2 separate regions of the Homo sapiens genome follow, and region 2 is linked to region 1. A link is an interaction called in ENCODE POLR2A ChIA-PET data of the cell type or tissue named here. Cell type or tissue: Panc1. All regions are shown on one strand.

Region 1 (8,000 bases):
TCCTGACCTTGTGATCTGCCTGCCTCAGCCTCCCAAAGTGCTGGGATTACAGGTGTGAGTCACCGCACCCGGCCTTTTTTTTTTTTTTTTTTTTTGAGACAGAGTCTCACTCTGTTGCCCAGGCTTTAGTGCAGTGGCAAGATCTCAGCTCACTGCAACCTCTGCCTCCCGGGTTCAAGCAGTTCTGCCTTAGCCTCGTGAGTAGCTGGGATTACAAGCGCACGCCACCACGCCTGGCTAATTTTTGTATTTTTAGTAGAGACGGGGTTTCACCATGTTGGTCAGGCTGGTCTTGAACTCCTAACCTCATGATCTGCCCGCCTCGGCCTCCCAAAGTGCTGGGATTACAGGTGTGAGCCCCCGCGCCCTGCATTTTTTTTTTTTTTTTTTTTTTTTTTTTTTTTTTAACGAAAATCTAAGTAGGGAGAGAGACAGAGGGAAAGGAAGCTGCAGATACTGGCCAATCTTAATGCTGGTAACTGGGCTGGAATAAGAAAAGGAGGGCGAGAGAGCACTGTATGTTTGTGTGAACTTCTAAGAATAATTTACTTACTTTATATCTGAACATGGTAATAAATACTGGAGTCAGCCCCCGAGAAAGCCTCCTGAAACCGTATTTCTTCCATCTCATCTTTCTTCCTAGACTATACAAGAAATGTTTTATGTCTAGTAGGTTGTTTGTGAGTTTTAAGATTAGTAATCATAGTGAAATAATCATTACAGGTGTAAATAACTGAACAATTTCCTCCTAAAGAACAAGCATTCAGGAGAAGTAATAGCACCCATTTCTACCTTCTTGTGTTGAAGGATTTGGTAAACTAATCGTTGGCACTAAAAGGCAGATTTGATCTTTTTTTTTTTTTTTTTTTGAGACGGAGTTTCGCCCTTGTCGCTCAAGCTGGAATGTAATGGCGTGATCTTGGCTCACCACAACCTTCTCCTGCCTCAGTCTCCCAAGTAGCTGCGATTACAGGCATGCGCCACCACGCCCAGCTAATTTCGTATTTTTAGTAGAGACGGGGTTTCTCCATGTTGGTCCGGCTGGTCTGGAACTCCCGACCTCAGGTGATCTGCCCACCTCAGCCTCCCAAAGTGCTGGGATTACAGGCATGTGCCACCATGCTCGGCTGAGTTTTGTATTTTTAGTAGAGATGGGGTATGGGGTTTCACCGTGTTGGTCAGGCTGGTCTCGAACTCCTGACTTCAAGTGATCCATCCGCCTCAGCCTCCCAAAGTGCTGGGATTACAGGCGTGAACCACTGTGCCTGGCCGATAATTTTTTGATTTTTGATATATTTTCCTTCTTTCTCTCCCTTCCATTTTACAGCCCCCTTACATCTTTGATATGAACATGTTTCTTTTGTTTTTTAAAATTAAAAACAATGGTCGGGCATGGTGGCTCATGCCTGTAATCCTAGCACTTTGGGAGGCCTCCCAAAGGATCAGCTGAGCTCAGGAGTTCAAGACCAGCCTGGGCAACATGGTGAAATCCTCTCTCTACCATTTAAAAATTATAAAAATAAAAAATAATAATAAAATTTAAAACAAAACAAAAATCTCTTATTTTCGTTGTAAGATTGCAGTAGTAATTGTGCTTATCATAAGGTCTGATTGAGTAGATAAAATAAATCAGGCAAGATATTTTACTTCATTGGGTATCAGGTGTTTTTTGTCTCTTGACATTTACTAAGCAGTATAACTTCAATTTAAACAATTTTGTCTCATACTCAGTTTTGTTTATGGTGGTAGACATTATTATCATCATTTTACAGAAAAGATGAACAAACTGCGATTCAGAGAACCTAAAAGATTTAGTGTTATCAATGCTGTGTCATTTTAATATCATTAAAAACCATAGAATTGCTGGTGTTTGTATTGTTTCTCTCTATAGCACTTTTTATCTTTCTTGTTTTTGCTCTCTCTTGCTTTGTAGGTTTCATCCATCCTTCTTTCATCTTCCCTTTTACTTACTGCACCCTCTGCTTCCATACACATACCCTAAATTAGGTATCTCCCAAGGGAAAAAACTCGCCAGAACTCTCTTCTCATAGATTGTCAGCATGACCTACTCTCTCACCTCCTTGAGAATTTTGATGTTTTGGATCACCTTTTCTCTGAAGCCTTTCCTGACTGTCCTATTTAGTTTTCATCTCCTCCCACTAGAATATAAACTCCATGAGGTTCCAGATTGTTATCAGTGTGATTTAGCGTTGTGTTCTCAACTTCTACAATATTTGGCATGTAGTAAACACTTTTTAAACATATACGGAATGAATGTATGAACGAATCACTATGTTCTCATCTTTGGATTCTTTATTACCTTGCACATAGTAGTTATCAGGTTTATTCAGTTAAATGTAATTGCTTTTAAATAAGAATTCTGATTTCTGAAAAAGGTTTCAATTTTGTCTTCCCAAATTGAGTGTGCACAAAAAGTACATTTTTTTCTAAGCAATTATCTCTGTTTTCCTAAGGAAATTGGAAGTAACTTTCAAAATGTTATAAGTTGTTTTTCTAAAACTTAGCATTTAAAATATTTAAAGCTATTCATTCCTCGTTTTCTTGCTTTAACTTACTCAATCCTCATGCTAATTCTGACAAACACATTCTTTAGAACCATCTGTACAAAAGGAAAATCATTTAGATTTTTTTCAATTGACAGTTATTATCAGTTGGCAAAATGGAAGCAATATTAAGAATAATTTGATTGACAGTCACTTTTGGAAACTGGCACTGTCTACTACAGTTAAACATACACATACTGTATGATCCAGCAATTCCATTTGTAAATCTATACTCACCAGAAGGATATGCCAGAAGACATGTACAAGAATGTTCATAGCAGCATTATTTATAGTAACTCAAAATTTCCTTCCTGTAGGAGATAGCTTAAAAAGGAAAAATAAGGCCTGGCACTGTTGCTCAAGCCTGTAATCCTACCACTTTGGGAGAGCAAGGCAGGCGGGTCACAAGGTCAGGAGTTCCAGACCAGCCTGGCCAGCATGGTGAAACCCCCCCCCCGTCTCTACTAAAAATACAAAAATTAGCCAGGCATTGTGGCACACGCCTGTAGTCCGAGCTACTGGGGAGGCTGAGGCAGGAGAATTGATTGAACCCGGGAGCAGAGGTTGCAGTGAGCCGAGATCACGCCATGCCACTGCACTCCAGCCTGGCGACATAGCAAGACTCTGTCTCAAAAAAAAAAAAAAAAGAAAAAGAAAAAGACTTTTTAAATAATAGTTCAAAAGCGGAAGCAACCCTAATGTCCACCAACAATAGAATAAATTGTGATATACCTATACAATGGAATAATATGTAGCATCTGCAACAAATTGATTACTGCTACATGCAACAGCATGGATGAATCACCTGGACATAATATAATGTTAAGCCAAAGAAGCCAGACATAAAAGAGGACATACTGTATAATTCCATTTATATAAAGTTCAGGCCAGGCACAGTGGCTCACGCCTGTAATCCCAGCACTTTGAGAGGCCAAGGCAGGCAGATCACCTGAGGTCAGGAGTTTGAGACCAGCCTGACCAATGTGGTGAAACCCTGTCGTTACTAAAAACATACAAAAATTAGCTGGGTGTGGTGGCATGGGCCTGTAGTCCCAGCTATTCAGGAGGCTGAGGCAGGAGAATCACTTGAACCCGGGAGTAGGAGGTTGCAGTGAGCTAAGATCGCACCATTGCAGCCTGGGCAACAAGAGCAAAACACCATCTCAAAAAAGTAAAATAAACTATGATAAAATAAATTTTTAAAACGAAGTTCAAAAATAGGAAAAGCTAAATCTGTGGTAATGGAAGCCAATGTTAGTGGTTATTTTGCAGGGAGTAATTACTAGGAGTGCCACCAGCAGGGTTTCTGGAGTTCCGGTAATGTTCTGTATCTGGATCTCAGTAGTGGTTACATGGGTGTGTTGTAAATTTCCATTAAGAGGTATATTTTAGATTTGTATGCTTTACTGTATACGTTATGCCTTAGTTTAAAAAACTACTCATACTGTTTTCTCCTGCAACCTGCCCATGTAAATTTGGTAACGGAAATACATCTATACATCGAGAAATCCACTTAATCCTGATCTTGACCCAGAAATAGTTGATAGCTCCCTATTTTTGGCACAACACTCTGAAATGTGTGGTGTTCACAGTGGATTATGTATTTCCTGTGTGTATACATGAAAAAAATTTGTGTTGATCAGTTCTCACGTAACTTTTGAAAAGTGTAATTTGGATAAAGCATCATGAGACCTACTACAGTCACAGCTGCCTCTAGATCAATGACTTTTTTACTTCTTTTTTTAAACTGTAGCCAACAATACAAAATACATTGTACTTAGCAACCCAGAGCCAATTTGTGTGTAACTAGAATAAATGTTTCGTGAAATAGTATTTACTTCCATTGCTTGTGAGGTCTCACCATTTTATTCTGTTCATTAAAACACAAGATGTAAGGCCGGGCACGGTGGCTCACGCCTGTAATCCCAGCACTCTGGGAGGCCAAGGCAGGCGGATCACCTGAGGTCGGGAGTTCCAGACCAGCCTGACCAACATGGAGAAACCCCGTCTCCACTAAAAATACAAAATTAGCCAGGTGTGGTGGCGCATGCCTGTAATCCCAGCTACTCGGGAGGCTGAGGCAGGAGAATTGCTTGAACCCAGGAGGCAGAGGTTGCAGTGAGCCGAGATTGTGCCATTACACTCCAGCCTGAGCAACAAGAGCGAAACTCCGTCTCAAAAGAAAAAAATAAAAAGAAAAAGCAAGATGTAATTTGTTACCAACTAAATTTTCACACCGCATTTTAATTTAATGAAACTGCCCTAGATAATATAAATATGAGTATAAACAGAAACCCAAACTGAATTTTGTTTTCAGATTTCTAGTTACATCTAGTTTTTGAGTACTTAATAAATTTAGCTAGTTGCCAAAATAAATGTTTCTTACTGTTTCAGAGAATAGTCAGATCCTTCTTTGCTTCTGGTAGTTTTTAGTTATGCCTGCATTGATTTTGATAGATATGAGAACTTATGTTTATATTGCATGTTTTACATATAATCTCTTCTTAAAACTTCTAAATCTCTAAGTTACTTTCAGAATAAAATATCCTTGCTTTTATGAAATGTGTTCATGTGATGTATTCTGCTTGCAGTATTATAGAGTTTTACCCTAATTTCTAATATATATAGAAATACCAGTGACCATCTCTGATTTTACAGTTGGCTTTATCTAACCGTGTAAGCCATCAGCTGGATGTTAAAACGTTTCATTTTCAGGAATAGTTACACAACTCAGTTCTCATCACTTTTTGTTCTTAAATGGGTTTGCATTTTGTTATCCAACATCTTATAGCTAGTAATTTAAAATTTATTAACTATTTTCTTTGTTTTACAATCACTTTATTTCAACAATATCCCTACTTTTTTGGTAATTCTAGAATTTATTTCCTAACCACAGTCTTTATCCCGTGACCTTATTATGTTATAATTCAATAACAATAAATAATGTGTGACTTAAAAATATGCTTCACTTGGCCGGGCGCAGTGGCTCACGCCTGAAATCCCAGCATTTTGGGAGGCCAAGGCGGGAGGATCACCTGAGGTCAGGAGTTTGAGACCAGCCTGGCCAACATGGTAAAACCCCATCTCTACTAAAGATACAAAAATTAGCCAGGTGTGGTGGCAGGCCCCTGTAGTCCCAGCTACTCGGGAGGCTGAGGCAGGAGAATCACTTGAACCCGGGAGGCGGAGGTTACAGTGAGCTGAGATCCTGGGGGATAAGAGTGAGACTTCCTCTCAAAAAAAAAAAAAAAAAGGCTTATTTAAAGAGGACCTACTCAAATATGCAAAATTAAAATATAAGCAATTACTTTAGTGATATTGTTGAGGAAGTCAACAGTAAGAATATTTTGTTCACTTTGAATTCAATTAATGCTCTATATTTTTAAAATAACTCAAAGAGCCCTGATAATGGGTAGAAAATAGTTATTAAGGCACTTTTTACTTTGTGTTCAAGAAAGATTTGAAGTTATAACTGCATTACAGAAAGTTTTACATTGCAGTTTCTATAAAGATAATAGTTAATTGTATAATGTATTTCATTTTAGAAAATATTTAATGATACGTTATTAGGGTCTTAATAACAAGTTATTGTTTCAGACTCATTGTCTACTATGCTGAAAAAACTTAAATTATTAAGTCATCATGACAAGTCATTCCATTTCTGCTTAATAGAGTTTTCATTGCTTGGCGTGCATATTTGACTAGCACGCAGAAACCAGCAAGTAATTTTTAGGTGGCACAAGAGCTTCACAAATAGACTATATTTTAACATAAATTTCCATTACACATGAGGAATCAGTATTGAAACAGTTGCTCTGAGGCTTTTAATATTGGCTGTGAAATCACTTCAGCTCCAAATCCAAAAGAAAGCATTATTAGCTCAGTAGTTTTAATATATACAGTCATATGCCACATAACAGCCTTTCAGCCAGTGATGAACTGCATGTCTGACAGTTCATAATGGGGCTGAAAAATTCCCATCACCTAGTGACATGGTAATGTAGCACAACACATTACTCACATGTTTGTGGCGATGCTGGTGTAAACAAACCTATTACGCTGCCAGTCATATAAAACTATAGCACATACAGGCTGTGCGCAGTGGCTCATGCCTGTAGTCCCAGCACGTTAGGAGCCTGAGGTGGGCAGATCACGAGGTCAGGAGTTCGAGACCAGCCTGGCCAGCATGGTGAAACCCCATCTTAACTAAAAATACAAAAATTATCTGGGCCTGGTAGCGCGTGCCTGTAATCCCAGCTACTCAGGAGGGTGAGGCAGGAGAATTGCTTGAATCCAGGAGGCAGAGGTTACAGTGAGCCAAGATCGTGCCATTGCACCCCATCCTGGGCGACAGAGCAAGACTCCATCTCGAAAAAAAAAAAATATATATATATATATATATATGTGTGTGTGTGTGTGTGTGTGTGTGTGTGTGTGTGTATGGCACATACAGTTATATATAGTACATAATACTTGATAGTAAATGAAATGTGTCATTGGTTTATATATTTACTATACTATAGTTTTATCTTTTGTGTGTGTGTATGTTGAAGGGGGAGATCATCTTGCTCTGTTGCCCAGGCTGGAGTGCAGGGGTGTGATCACCGCCCACTGTAGCCTCAACTTCCTGGGCTCTGGCAATCCTCCTGCCTCAGTATCCCGAGTAACTGGGAACACAGACTTGCATCACCACACCCAGCTAATTGTTTTTTTTTTTAATTAGTTATAGAGACTTGGTCTCCTTATGTTACCCAGGCTGCTCTGGAAGTCCTAGGCTCGAGTGATCCTCCCATCTCGGCTTCCCAAATTGTTGGGATTATAGGCATGAGCCACTGTGCCTGGCCCAAAATATCTTATATACCATATTGTATTTGTACCTTTTTTATATTTAAAAACATATTTAGGCCGGATGAGGTGGCTCATGCCTATAATCCCAGCACTTTAGGAGGCCGAGGCAGCCGGATCACCTGAGGTTAGGAGTTCAAGACCAGCCTGGCTAATGTGGTGAAACCCCATCTCTACTACAAATACAAAAATTAGCCAGATGTGGTGGCAGGTGCCTGTAATCCCAGTTCAGGCAGGAGAATTGCTTGAACCTAGGAGGCAGAGGTTGCAGTGAGCCAAGATTGCGTCTTTGCACTCTAGCCTGGGTAACAGGAGCTAAACTCCATCTCAAAAACAAAACAAAACAAAACAAAAAACATATTTAGGCCAGGTGTAGTGACTCACGCCTGTAATCCCAGCACTTTGGGAGGCCAAGGTGGGCAGATCACTTGAGGTCAGGAGTTCGAGACCAGTCTGGCCAACATCGCGAAACCCCATCTCTACTAAAAATACAAAAATTAGCTGGGCATGGTGGCACGCACCTGTAGTCCTAGGTACTCTGGAGTTTGAGGTGTGAGAATCGCTTGAACCCAGGAGGTGGAGGTTGCATTG
Region 2 (8,000 bases), 170 kb before region 1:
AGTACGGTGGTGCAATCTTGGTTCACTGCAACTTCCGCCTCCCAGGTTCAAGCAATTCTCCTGCCTCAGCCTCCTGAGTAGCTGGGACTACAGGGGCCCGCCACCAGGCCTGGCGAATTTTTTTTGTATTTTTAGTAGAGATGGGGTTTCACCATGTTGGCCAGGCTGGTCTCAAACTCCTGACCTCAAATAATCTACCCTCCTCAGCTTCCCAAAGTGCTGGGATTACAGGCGTGAGCCATCGTGCCTGGCCAACTTGCATTTATTTCTGATTAGCTGCTCATCTGAGAAAGGTGGCTTAAAAAAAACCACCAAAGTGGACAGACTGAAGCTAAAGACTGTCAGTATATATGCTCTGCTTGGCAAACAGCTGACTTTGGATAGATCTCATTATTTAAAGATGAATAATAAGGGGGAAAAACGTGTAGAGAGAACATGGTTTACAAAAACCCATCTCTTTCTCCAGTCTCTGCAATATTCTATATTTGGTCATATTGAACTATGAAAATCTAAGGCAGGTTTCTTTATTTTACCACAGATATCCTCAGGAAAGAGTCTCCTTATTAAAAGCCTTACTGAATCTCCATAGTATTGTGTCCTCTCACAGTTGCTTCTGTTCTGAGCACCAGAATGCTGTTTGGCAAAGGCTGCTGTAGGCTTGAAATCAACTGGATTAGTGAGAGACAAATTTTACACATCTAAAATTCTCCTGTGTATGGCCTCACAGTTGGAACTGTTGGATGTTATAAGCAGATGATTTAAATATCCCGTGAAAAGCAGTCCATTCGGGCATGTTTCTAGAGATCATAATTTTTTTTTTTTTTTTTTTTGAGATGGAGTCTTGCTCTGTCGCCCAGGCTGGAGTACAGTGGCATGATCTTGGCTCACTGCAACTTCTGCCTCCCGGGTTCAAGCGGTTCTTCTGCCTAAGCCTCCCAAGTAGCTGGGATTACAGGTGCCCGCCACCATGCCTGGCTGATTTTTGTAATTTTAGTACAGATGGGATTTCACCATGTTGTCCAGGTTGGTGTTGAACTCCTGACCTTGTGATCCGCCTGCTTTGGCCTCCCAAAGTGCTGGGATTACAGGCATGAGCCACCACACCCAGCCTAGAGATCATAATTTACATAGAAAGATAAGAGAAAAACAACTCTCCTGATAACGCAAATAGATTTGATGTTACAAAACTGCACCATTATGATTGCTCTGTAATGGATTTTTGAAAAGCATTGTGAAATGGAGATGACTTTCCAGTGCTGATGTCAAAAATGCATATGCAGAGTTTAAATATAATTTTGTGTGTTTTGTTTTTTGAGACAGGGTCTTGCTCTGTCTCAAGTGGAGTACAGTGGCGAGATCATGGCTTACCACAGCCTCAACTTCCCAGGCTCCAGCCATCCTCTCACCTCAGCCTCCCAAGTAGCTAGGACTACAGGCGTGTGCCACCACACCCAGCCAATTTTTGTATTTTTTTGTAGAAATGGGCTTTGGCCATGTTGCCCAGGCTGGCCTCGAACTCCTGAGCCCAAGCAATCTGCCTGCCTCGGCCTCCCAAAGTGCTGGGATTACAGGCAGGAGCCACTGTGCCTGGCCTAATTTTATAATTTTAAATGTCTGTAAAGTAAGCAAAATGACTAGTTGAATTGTACATTAAATATATCTAATCCCTAAGAGTTTATAATGAAAAGGGATCAAAACTTTTTCAATTGCGATAAAACTCACATAACAAAATTAACCATTTTAAAGTGAACAATTTAGTGGTATTTAGTGCATTCACAGTGTCGTGCAGCCAACACCTGTATCTAGTTCCAAGACATTTTCATCTCCCCAAAAGGAGACCCCATACACGTGAAGCAGTCCCTCTCCCATCCCCCTCCTCCCATCCGCTAGCAACTGCTAATTTGCTTTTTGTCTCTATGGATTTACCTGTTCTGGATATTTCACATAAATGGAATTATACAATAAAGGACCGTTTGTTTCTAACTTCTTTCACTAAGCATCCATGTTATAGCATATATCAGACTTCATTCCTTTATGACTGAATAATACTTTGCTGAATGGATATATCAGTGTTTTATTTGTCCTTTCATCAGTTGGTGGACATTTGGGTTCTTTCTACCTTTTGGCTATTGTGACTAGTGGTGTTGCAAACATTCATGTACAAGTTTTTGTTTGAATGCCTGTTGTCAGTTCTTCTAGATATATACTTAGAAGTGGAATTGCTGGGTCATATGGTAATTTCTCTGTTTCAACTTTTTGAGAGACCACGAAACCGTTTTCCACAGTGGTGGCACCATTTGACATGCCCACTAGAAATATATGAGAGTTCCATTTTCTTCACATCTTCTGACAGCTTTTTGGGGTGTTGGGATGATTCGTCTAATTGGGAAAATAAGTACCTTATTTGGGCCTATATGGTATTTTTAATTCTGTGTGTCTGCTCCCAAACTCTGTAGCCCTGCCCTCCCTTATATTGTGTATCCTGTTTCAGATTGTTTCCGTTTCTTCTGAGACACTGCATATACCCCTACATGTATCTGTGCTAGGCATACATCCCTGTAACTTCATGGCATTTTTGTAATTGCTGTGTACCTGTTACGTATACTGAGTGGGAGTGTCTCATTTGCTGTAGAACTCTCTGCATTAGTGTAGTGTCTGGCACACAGTAGCTGCTCAGGCATTTTTTAAGTATATGATTATTGGGAAAACTACAGAGCTAGGGAGAGATCTGAAGAAATACTAGAAATTTTTTTCTGCAAAGAAAACTTTAGAAAATTGTTGACATCATCTGTGGCATGCAGCAAAAGTTGATGTAAAAGGAACAGAAAGACCTATGGAGATAATGGGATGTAATAACAGAAAACATACATAAACAATTGGTTCTGAAATCAGTTAAGAGCAGAACTGGAATTCATACTCTGTGGAATGAATCAGCAATGTGGAAGGAGTAACAAGATTTTTTAAAAAGATTTTGAATTTAGGCTGGGTGCAGTGGCTCACGCCTGTAACCCCATCACTTTGGGAGGCCAGAGTAGGTGGATTGCTTCAACCCAGGCATTCGAGACTAGCCTGGACAGCATGGCAAAACCCTATCTCTACAAAAAATAAAAAATTAGCCAGGTGTGGTGGCATGCGCCTGTAGTCCCATCTACTTGGGAGGCTGAGGTGGATGGATCACCTGAGCCTGGGAAGTGGAGGTTGCAGTAGGCTGAAGTCATGCCACTGCACTCAAACCTGGCGGACAGAGTGAGACCCTATCTCAAAAAAAAAAAAAAAAGATTTTAGTTTAGAAGTAAATCCCAGAATTAAGTAAAAGTGGTGTGTGTGTGTTTGTGTGTGTGACAGAATAGGTTACAAATTTAAGAATTTTAGAAACCGGGCTGGGTGTGGTGGCTCACGCCTGTAATCCCAGCACTTTGGGAGGGTGAGGCGGGCGGATCACGAGGTCAGGAGATCGAGACCATCCTGGCTAACACGGTGAAACCCCGTCTCTACTAAAAATACAAAAAATTAGCTGGGCGCGGTGGCGGGTGCCTGTAGTCCCAGCTACTCGGGAGGCTGAGGCAGCAGAATGGCGTGAACCCAGGAGGCGGAGCTTGCAGTGAGCCAAGATAGCTCCACTGCACTCCAGCCTGGGCGAAAGAGCAAGAATCCATCTCAAAAAAAAAAAAAAAAGATTTTTAGAAACCAAAATAATTGGAATGGAAGCTCTTTTCAATGAAAGAAAACTTTTGTAATTTGAAAGAACCAAAATTAAAAGGGCTTAGTGTTTGGAACAGGCCTGAAGAAGTTGTAATACCATGAATTTAAAAAAACAAAACAAACTCGGGAGGCCAAGGCACAAGAATTGCTTGAACCCAGGAGCCGGAGGTTGCAGTGAGCCGAGATTGCGCCACTGCATGCCAGCCTATGCGACAGAGCGAGACTCTGTCTCAAAAACAAACAAAAAAATCCCTAAAACTATAAGCATCTAGGGCACATCCTCTTCCTGACCAAAAAAATCAAAGTAATACTAGTTTTTTAACCCTGAATTTTAGATAGTGAAGCAGTGTCTATAGTTTTTGAGATGGAAAGTGTCTTCACTTGTTTTTAGAAGACATGAATCACAATTTGAACCCCCAAAGAGCCTCTGAGAGCCTAAAACCTGTTTTTTCTCCTATAGGTTGTTTCCTCACTAGTAATGACAAAGTTATAATCTTAGCACAAAATAAGCAAAGGGGACAGTTTCACACAAAAATTGTACTTAAAATATTGAGTTTGTGTTAAGTTGCTAAATAATGGATGCTCAATATGTATTAATTGAAAGCAAATCATGGTGGTTGTCATTTTAATCATTTTAATGTCATTTTAATCATTTTAATGTCATTTTGAACTCCCTGAATTTGTTAATATTAAATCATTTTGAGATAATCTGTAACTCCTCATGCTGATTGTTAGTTAATTCATTCACTCATTTGAAAACAGTATTTGTGGCATTTAAGCTCACAGGAAAACACTCCAGGCTGGGTGCAGTGGCTCACTCCTGTAATCCCAATACTTTGGGAGGCCAAGGTGGGTGGATCACTTGAGATCAGGAGTTTGAGACCAGCCTGGCCAACATGGTGAAACCCCGTCTCTACTGAAAAAATACAAAAATTAGCTGGGCGTGGTGGTGCATGCCTGTAGTCCCAGCTACTCAGGAGGTTGAGGCAGGAGAATGGCTTGAACCCGGGAGGCAGAGGTTGTGGTGAGCTGAGATCATGCCATTGCACTCCAGCCTGGGCGACAGAGCGAGACTCCATCTCAAAAAAAGAAAAAAAAATACTCTAGTGACTCAATTGTAAAATAAAATGGTTCTAGTCTTATAACTTGTAGCACCTGGTAGACTGAGTATGCCTTAAATGATTGATCTAACTAGAATAATGTGGGATAGAGCATAATGTCTAATTTCCTGGCAGGTCCCTCAGTATAGGGTAGAAAGATAACATGAATATGTACAATAGTGATGGGGTTGACAGAATGTAACACTAGGCTCCCACTTAAATGTACATTTTGTGAAGTCGCTGGGAAGTTGTGTCATAGAATGAAGTTTATCAAGGATCTTTATAACTTGAATATTAAGGAGACTGTCCAGATGTTTTATTCATATCAGGAAACCAAGCCTTTAATGTCTCCCTGGTTACATTCATTTATAACATCCTTTATGCTAAGTCAGCAATAAGTATTATATATATTTTTTGAGATGGGGTCTTGCTCTGTCACCCAGGCTGAAGTGCAGGGGTGCAGTCACAGCTTGTTGCAGCCTCTGCCTCCTGGACTCAAACAATCTTCCCACCTCAGCCTGCCAACTAGCTAGAACTACAGGTGCACACCACCACGCCTGGACAGTTTTTTTATTTTTTGTAGGGACAGGGTCTCGCCATGTTGCCCAGGCTGGTCTTGAACACCTGGGCTCGAGAGGTCCTCCCACCTTGGCCTGCAAAAGTGCTGGGATTACAGGCATGAGCCACTATGCCTGGCCTTGAACCCTCAAAGTAAGCCCATTTGGTAGGTTTGGATATATTCTGCACAACTTCTCACCCCTGCCATTGAATGTAGCTGTGGTTGTTTTGTGCTGCTGAATTGCATTTATACGGGGGGCATAATCTTGGTAAGTCATATCCATCTCCAAGATTTGGGGCATAAAAACTCCTGTATTTCCCTGCAGCTTGGTTAACATTGGCCTAATTGATCTGATATCATCTAATTATTGGCTTATTTTTTAAGAATGCATTAAATATAAAGTTTTTGAAAATTTCCAATCAGCAGTTGATTACAAGTAGGAAAAATTCTTTGAGTCTCCTGGTAGTTTACCAAAGCTAATAATAGTCTGACAACCTCTCTCCAACTGTGGTTGCTTCCTGAATATATTGCTTAAATTTGGAGTTTGTGACCAGAATCAAAAATTCTAAGAGCCAGTGATTCTCTCAAAGGCTAACATGGAGTAGAAAAAAACTATATGTTTAAATGTGGGGACAGCAAGGGTTAAAGGCATTTTTATTTGTTGCTTGAAATCTGTGGAGCCTACAGAAAACAGTGGTTGGTATCCTGTTGATGGAAGAACTAAAGGAATGCTGCATTCTCAGCATTTCTTATTTCCTGTAGAATACAGCAACTGCAGTTTTTATTTGACATTCTGCTAGTTTCCAGGAAGGGCTCAATGAAGTGACTGCTGTCAGCATCTTTTTTCACCGCGACTGATACTAGAGAAGGTAGAGGATGTTTAGGAGCTTTTAAAGGAAATTATGTTTAGTGAAATACTTGGGTTAGGAAGTTAACCAAATCTTTAAGTACTGACTTAAAAATGCTTGTATTGAGAGATGAATGGTATCAGAATGACATACAAGTATCAGCAGGTCTCTCAGATTGTTGACCTATTAACTCTACAGTGGTAACACTTCTAAAGTCCTTGGTAAGATACAAGATTCATTTGCAGAAAATAGCTCCATCTGAAAAACAGTAGCTCATACATACTTCCTTTACATTTTCCCTATTCAGATGAAACAAGGAGGATCTGGAAAATGTGAAGCCAAGCAATAATTGTGAAACATAAGTCCTTAGTAATGCTGTCATAAACCAGTTTTCATGTAGTTTGATTTTCAGCTGATAAAGCTGGTAAATGAGTTATACTACAAATCTATGATTCATTAGGAAGCAAACTCCTTAGGTATACTTACAGAGAAGCCAATTTCCAATGAGTTTATTCTTAACTAATCAGATGTGAGAACTGCTGGTTGAAATTAGTAGGCTCAAAGCAAACCTATTACTCCTTTAATTATGTGGCGTCTGTAGGCACAAACAGATAGATTATGAATGATTGCTGAGAGTGTGCCTTGGTGCTAATGGAGAGTTGTCTTTAGATAGTTTAAGAATTGGGCCTTGAAAAAATTATGGTTTTATTTGGTTGTATGTCTTAAGCTAGCATTTTCTGCCCTTCTTAAGGTATATAGTATTGAATTAAATATATTAATAGGACCATGGCCTCTTTGGTCCTCTTAACAATATTTTCATAGTTTGATCACTAATATATTCTGTTAAGATGCTCATACAACACCATTAAGTTTCCTGATTCCTTGATGTATCAGGGTTTCCCCATTCTGTCTTTAGGAGCATGTGAACAAAGCGAATTGGCCCAGGTAAGGTTTGAGTATATAACAGTAGCATGATGCTAAAACCAGTCTGTTTAAGAACAATCTATATCGGCCAGGCGTGGTGGCTCATGCCTGTAATCCCAGCACTTTGGGAGGCCGAGGCAGGCAGACACCTGAGGTCGGGAGTTCGAGACCAGCCTGAGCTACTCCGGAGGCTGAGGCAGGAGAATGGCTTGAACCCGGGAGGTGGAGGTTGCTGTGAGCCGAGATCGTGCCATTGCACTCCAGCCTGGGCAACAAGAGCGAAACTACGTCTCAAAAAAAAAAAAAACAGTCTATATCATAATACCATAGTCCCAGAACTAGAAGTTCATCAAATAATGGAGTGCTCTGTGCTCCCACACTAAGTGCTTGATGTGTGTTAAATCACCTTAACCTTTCATGGAGCACCTAGGCATGCTGCTTTGCTCCCTCTCAAGTAAGGATGGATACTTTTTTTCCCTTTCCATTTTCCATATTTACAATCAAATGGAGTATATTTTTAAAACCAAGACAGGAAAAACAAAGTTTAAACCATTAAAAACTGATGAGCATTCAACGTAGATTTCTGAGTCTCATTGCTGATGTGTTTTTTATTTTTATTTTTTATTTTTTTGGAGACAGAGTCTTGCTCTGTCGCCCAGGCTGGAGTGCGGTGGCGCGATCTCAGCTCACTGCAACCTCTGCTTCCCTTGTTGCCCAGGCTGGTCTTGAACCGAACTCCTGGCCTCAAGCTATCCTCCCATCTCAACCTCCAAAGCACTGGGATTACAGGTGTGAACCACCATACCCAGTCTTGTATTTGCTTGTATTTGTTTCTTTTGCTTAAACATTTTAAATAAAGTCAGGCTA

The links. Peaks named below come from ENCODE experiments on the same cell type or tissue, not always from the same donor. Only the 100,000 strongest peaks of a DNase experiment are listed, where the experiment ranks them.
Region 2: POLR2A ChIA-PET joins it to region 1 with 8 read pairs; 2 of 35 experiments call an interaction of 5 or more read pairs at or near these places.

What each region holds. Positions count from the first base shown.
Region 1 is chr17:59,794,146-59,802,145 of GRCh38, forward strand. The region is part of intron 7 of VMP1 (vacuole membrane protein 1); the gene reads left to right. Among named protein-coding and RNA genes, the nearest start is that of MIR21, 43 kb to the right of the region's middle. In Panc1, no CTCF peak of the experiment used is centred here; no DNase peak of the experiment used is centred here; H3K27ac peaks cover 8,000 bases.
Region 2 is chr17:59,628,709-59,636,708 of GRCh38, forward strand. The region is part of intron 1 of CLTC (clathrin heavy chain); the gene reads left to right. Among named protein-coding and RNA genes, the nearest start is that of CLTC, 13 kb to the left of the region's middle. In Panc1, no CTCF peak of the experiment used is centred here; no DNase peak of the experiment used is centred here.